Regions from separate parts of the Homo sapiens genome. Here region 2 is linked to region 1. Evidence: chromatin loops called from intact Hi-C (ENCODE). Cell type or tissue: PC-9. All regions are shown on one strand. Each heading gives the region's core, and the rest is flanking DNA. Links, peaks and the distances in the headings are about the cores only.

The links. Hi-C counts contacts between places; a loop is a spot of excess contacts. Peaks named below come from ENCODE experiments on the same cell type or tissue, not always from the same donor. Only the 100,000 strongest peaks of a DNase experiment are listed, where the experiment ranks them.
Region 2: a loop joins it to region 1, with 8 times the contacts of the local background. A loop is called at or near these places in 13 of 110 quality-filtered maps.

Annotation. Positions count from the first base shown.
Region 1 is chr12:56,592,808-56,595,724 of GRCh38, reverse strand. It overlaps RBMS2 (RNA binding motif single stranded interacting protein 2), which reads right to left. Exons shown (of 14, transcript NM_002898.4): 14 at 1-2,917. BAZ2A (bromodomain adjacent to zinc finger domain 2A) reads left to right here. Exons shown (of 29, transcript NM_001300905.2): 29 at 1-129. Among named protein-coding and RNA genes, the nearest start is that of BAZ2A, 36 kb to the left of the region's middle. In PC-9, for the core only: CTCF peaks have their summits at 1,202 and 1,401; no DNase peak of the experiment used is centred there; H3K27ac peaks cover 1,313 bases.
Region 2 is chr12:56,495,569-56,498,485 of GRCh38, reverse strand. No RefSeq gene overlaps it. Among named protein-coding and RNA genes, the nearest start is that of GLS2, 8.9 kb to the right of the region's middle. In PC-9, for the core only: CTCF peaks have their summits at 680, 1,389 and 1,590 (motif pointing left); no DNase peak of the experiment used is centred there.

The DNA.
Region 1 (2,917 bases), core at 1-2,500:
CCAGGTCCTGCCTTGTGAGATGTGGCCCCAGCTTCCTAAGCTGCCACCTCTGTGTTCCTGTCATAGCAAATATGGGACCATCACCAGCTTACCACTTCCCACTCACGGATAAGACACCAAGACGTAGACTTTTGTGTTTTATTTAAAAAAAAAAAAGTGTGAAGTAAGACAAAATGGACCTCTACCAAGTTGTAGGGAAGGACAAGGAAAAGACCAGGGGTAGAAAAGGAGTGTAAGTTTTAGAATGGTGGCATTGGCATAGATGTGGGAAGAGTATAAAACTAGAAGAAGTCTCCAGATAAAAATATGCAAAATATGTCTGTTTAAGTATAAACATTTTCTGTCCACATGCAAAGAGGTGTTTACCCACCCAAAAAGGGTATATGTTGGAGTGGGGACTTCACTCGCGCTGGATATGTATTACCCTCCAGCCTGGAAACTTTGTCTTGGTGCAACCCCCTAAACTGTATGTTAAGGTAGAAAAGGAACATTCGCTTCCAGCCTTATAAAAATGACAGACTCCCTCTTTGGTGTTTGGTTACCTTCACAGCTATACGCCAGCCACTGAGCAGCTTTCTTGTCCTCTTAAGTTCTAAACTCTGCTCCTATGCTGGTGTCCTCCAACCATTACTTATTACCCTAAGCCGTCACTGCACAGCCTACTCCCCTGGCCTATCACAGCAGGACCTATCTGGAGAGTTCACACTATTCTAGGGCGATCAGTGAGCTAAAAATCCCAGAGAAAACACTGTAGGAATAGAAATTCCCAAGTTTAATTCCCAAGAGTTTAAAAATTATGAGCCTTTTCTAGCCCCCACCTTCCCAACCCTCAGAGAAGGACAGTAAAGAAATCAGTGAATCCAGGTATTTACCTGTTGTTGAATTGTGAGGTTGTGAGGTAGACGTGTAACAAGGACAAGGAAGTTTGGGGATCTGCTTGGAGAATGAAGGTTTATTCAAAACAAGTGGACAGGTCAGGGGTAACGGGTGATGAGGGCACCTGGCTTTTGTAATCATGTGGGGACTGTCCCCTGGGAGGTGCAGCAAAAATCAGAACGGAGACAGAAGCTCACAGTCTGGTTTTAGCTGCCAACTCCTATGGAAGTCCATAGCTGACTCCTATGGAAGGCCTACCAAATGAGGAAATTTCAGGAATTTGCTAATGCGTGGGAGGATTGAAAATGTAGGCAGCACAGAAATAGAGTAGTTGGTTTAAACGGGAATCAGGAAGGATTGGTATAACAAGGCACAAGATTTGGAATTTACCCTTTACAGACTGGCTTTTATAACACCCACCCTCGTCTCTGAAGCCTGCTGATTCAGGGCTAGCAGAGCCTAGGGGCAAGTTTGGGCCAGATCACCCACCCAGTTTATTGCCCTTGGCTAAGAATGCAAAGCCCCTCATGAGCGCAATGCTGCCACTTGCCCAGAAGGTGGGGCATGTGCACAAGGCAGCAGCAATAGTTCTTTTCTAGAAGACTAATAGCCACTGCTACTAGGGATTCCTAGGACATTCCAGCAAGGCCTCTCACAGCATCATATGACGCAAAGTAACAGCCCACGGGTTGACATTGGAGTGACAGGCCTCAACTCCCAATGGGTTGACATTGGAGTGACAGGAGTAGGCACTGGAGGCACTAAGGGAGGGTGAGTGAGCTGATTGTCAAGTTAGGAAAGGAAAACGAATGGAGTGGAGCTGAAGTGGCCCAACCCAGCGCATGGCCTGTGAAGCAGCAAAGTCTGGTCTTCATCTTCAATATGAGTAATGTCCTCTTACCACTCCTTATCTGTTACTGACAAGGTCTATTACCCTTTAGAGCCACCAGGCTTCCTGGCCTGGGCAACTCTACAAATTCTTTAGTTAAAAACACTACAAAGGGCCGGGTGCAGTGGCTCACGCCTGTAATCCCAGCACTTTGGGAGGCCAAGGCAGGTGGATCATTTGAGCCCAGGAGTTCAACACCAGCCTGGGCAATGTGGCAAAACCCTGTCTCTACTAAAAATACAAAAATTAGCCAGGCATGGTGGCAGGCACCTGTAATCCCAGCTACTCAGGAGGCTGAGGCAGGAGAACTGCTTGAACCCAGGAGATGGAGGTTTCAGTGAGCCAAGATCACGCCACTGCACTCCAGCCTGGGCGACAGAGCGAGACTCCGTCTCAAAGAAAAAATAAAAATAAAAAAACTGAAAAGGCCAGGTGTGGTGGCTCATGCCTATAATCCCAGCACTTTGGGAGGCCGAGGTGGGTGGATCATTTGAGCCCAGGAGTTCGAGACGAGGCTGGGCAACATGGCGAAAACCTGTCTCTATTAAAAATACAAAAATTAGCTGTTTGGAGGTCAGGAGTTGGACACTAGCCTGGCCAACGTGGTAAAACCCCATCTCTACTAAAAATAAAAAAATTAGCCAGGCATGGTGGCACAAGCCCATAGTCCCAGCTACTTGGTGGCCGGGGAAGGGGTGGCTGAGGCAAGAGGATCACCTGAGCCTTGGGAGGTCGAGGCTGCAGTGAGCCATTATGGTGCCACTGCACTCCAGCCTGGGCCACAGAGTGAGACCCTGTCTCAAAAAAACAAAACAACAAAACCAAAAAACCAAAAACATTAAAAACAACATCTCATCCAAGCATGGAGGCTCACACCTGTAATCATAGCACTTTGGGAGGCTGAGGTGGGAGGCTCACTTGACAGGAGTTCAAGACCAGTCTGGGCAACATAGTAAGACCCCTGTCTCTACAAAAACTTAAAATAACGAACTGGGCTTGGTAGTATGTGCCTGTACTTCCAGCTACTTGGGAGGCTTAGGTGGGAAGAACCCTTGGGCCCAGGAATTCAAGACTGTAGTAGACTACGACTGCATCACTGCACTCCAGCCTGGGTGACACAGCAAGACCATCTCTAAAAAATAAAATAAAGGC
Region 2 (2,917 bases), core at 182-2,681, 97 kb after region 1:
TTAGCAGAAGATAAACGTTTGGTACCCTATGATTGGGAAATTTTGGCAAAATCAGTCTTATCTAAATCCCAATATTTACAATTCAGGACTTGGTGGGTTGATGCTGTCCAGGAACGCATTCGTCTTAATCAGGGCTCTAATCCTCTTGTTAACGTTACGGCTGACCAGTTACTGGGAATGGGTCAATGGGCTGCAATCCGACACCAAACTATACTAAATGATGAGGTTATTGAACAACTGCGAAAATGTTGCTTAGATGCTTGGGACAAAATTCAAGATGATGGTAAAGTATGCCCATCTTTCACAGCCGTCAGACAGGGACAACATGAGCCCTACCCAGACTTTATTGCTCATCTTCAAGACGCAGCAGAAAAGGCTATTCCTGATAGCCACGGCCAAAGACTTGTTGTAGAACTTATGGCTTATGAACAAGCAAATCCAGATTGTCAGGCGGCTATTCGCCCCGTCAAAGGTAAAATTCCACCAGGTGGTGATATACTCACCTCCTACATTAAAGCCTGTGAAGGGGTGGGAGGAACTCTCCATACAGCAATGATTATGGCACAAGCTATGGCCTCTATTCGAATGCCTGGACAATTCTCTGGCCAATGCTTCATATGCGGCCAGAATGGACATGCAAAAAGAAATTGCCCTCGGCGTGCAGGTCGCCATCCTTTACATCACCAACAACAACAACAAAAAACTTTTCAGCAACAAGATGCCCCACCTTCTACTGTATGCCCACGATGCCAAAAGGGTCTTCACTGGGCATCTCAATGCCATTTCAGATTTGATATTGATGGCCATCCTTTACGGCCTTTTAAAAATCAGGGAAACAGGATGAGGGGCCGGCCCCAGGCCCCTCTAAACAATGGGGCATTCGTCAACTCTCAGCCCCGATGTAGGGACCAGCCCCACAGGGTCGGTAGGTCTCTCCCTGTGTGCAGCGATGAGAGAGTGTAGAAATAAAGACACAAGACAAAGAGACAAGAGAAAAGGCAGCTGGGCCCGGGGGACCACTACCACCAATGCGCGGACACCGGTAGTGGCCCCGAATGTCTGGCTGCGCTGTTATTTATTGGATACAAGGCAGAAGGGGCAGGGTAAAGAATGTGAGTCACCTCCAATGATAGGTAAGGTCACGTGGGTCACGTGTCCACTGGACAGGGGGCCCTTCCCTGCCTGGCAGCTGAGGCAGAGAGGGAGAGGAAGCAGAGAGAGAGACAGCTTACATCATTATTTCTGCATATCAGGGACTATTAGTATTTTCACTAATTTACTACTGCTATCTGGAAGGCAGAGCCAGGTGTACAGGATGGAACATGAAGGCAGACTAGGAGTGCGACTAGTGAAGCACAGCATCACAGGGAGACGGTTAGGCCTCCCGATAACTTCGGGCAAGCCTGACTGATGTCAGGCCCTCCACAAGAGGTGGAGGAGCAGAGTCTTCTCTAAACTCCCCTGGGGAAAGGGAGACCTCCCCCCCCCCCGCTTCCCGGTCTGCTAAGTAGCGGGTGTTGTTCCTTGACACCTTTGCTACCGCTGGACCACGATCCCCCTGATAACGGGCGTCTTCCCAGACGCTGGCGTCACCGCTAGACGAAGGAGCCCTCTGGTGGCCCTGTCCGGGCATAACAGAAGGCTCGCACTCTTGTCTTCTGGTCACACCTCACTATGTCCCCTCAGCTCCTATCTCTGTATGGCGTGGTTTTTCCTAGGCTATGATTATAGAGCGAGGATTATCATAATATTGGAATAAAAAGTAATTGCTACAAACTAATGATTAATGATATTCATATATAATCATATCTAAGATCTATATCTGGTATAACTATTCTTGTTTTATATTTTATTATACTGGAACAGCTCGTGTCCTCTGTCTCTTGCCTCGGTGCCTGGGTGGCTTGCCGCCCACATCAAATAAATAAATAAATAAATAAGCTGGGACAAGTGGCATGAGCTTAGAATGTCCCAGGCAAACAAGGAAATACGGTCATTCTAGCAATAATGACAAATATTCACCAATAGGGAATTTGTTAAATAATTATAATACATCCAGACAATAGAATACTATGAAGGAATAAAAGGAAGCACATTATGTACTGATTTGGAAAGTTCTCCAAGATGTATAATAAAAATTGTTAAAGGCAAAATACAAAACAGTGCTTATAGCATGCTGCCATTTATGCGAAGTAAGAATAAATATAACTGCTTAGATACGGATAACATACATCTGGAAGGATATATTGAAAACCAATGACACTGTTTGCCTCCAGGGAGGGAAGCTGGATAGCTGGGAAACAGAAGCAGGATAGCGACTTCATTACATGCCCTTTTGAATTCTGAACCAGCTGAATAAATAAAATTATAAAATAAAATGGCTCCAATAATGAGTTGACTACTTGAAAATTTTGATGACGTATTTTTCCCCTGCTTGTGCTTCTATATTAAATAATAATAATTCTGTTAAAGATTGTGATTCTATAGAGTTCTTTAAGCAGTTTTTTTTTTTTTTTTTTTTTTTAGATAGAGTCTCACTCTGTCGCCCAGCTGGAGTGCAGTGGCGTGATCTTGGCTCACTGCAACCTCTGCCCCCCGGGTTCAAGCAATTCTCCTGCCTCAACCTCCCGAGTAGCTGGGATTACAGGTGTGCGGCACCACGTCTGGCTAATTTTTTGTATTTTTAGAAGAGACGGGGTTTCACCATGTTTGCCATACTGGTCTCGAACTCCTGACCTCAGGTAATCCGCCCACCTCAGCCTCCCAAAGTGCTGGGGTTACAGGCGTGAGCCACTGCGTCCGGCCTAATTCTGCTATAAACATAAGAATATGTTTCATACTGTTCCAGGCAAGCCAGGAAATATGGTGATTCTAGCAATAATAAAAAATGGAGGCCAGGCTCCGTGGCCTCATGCCT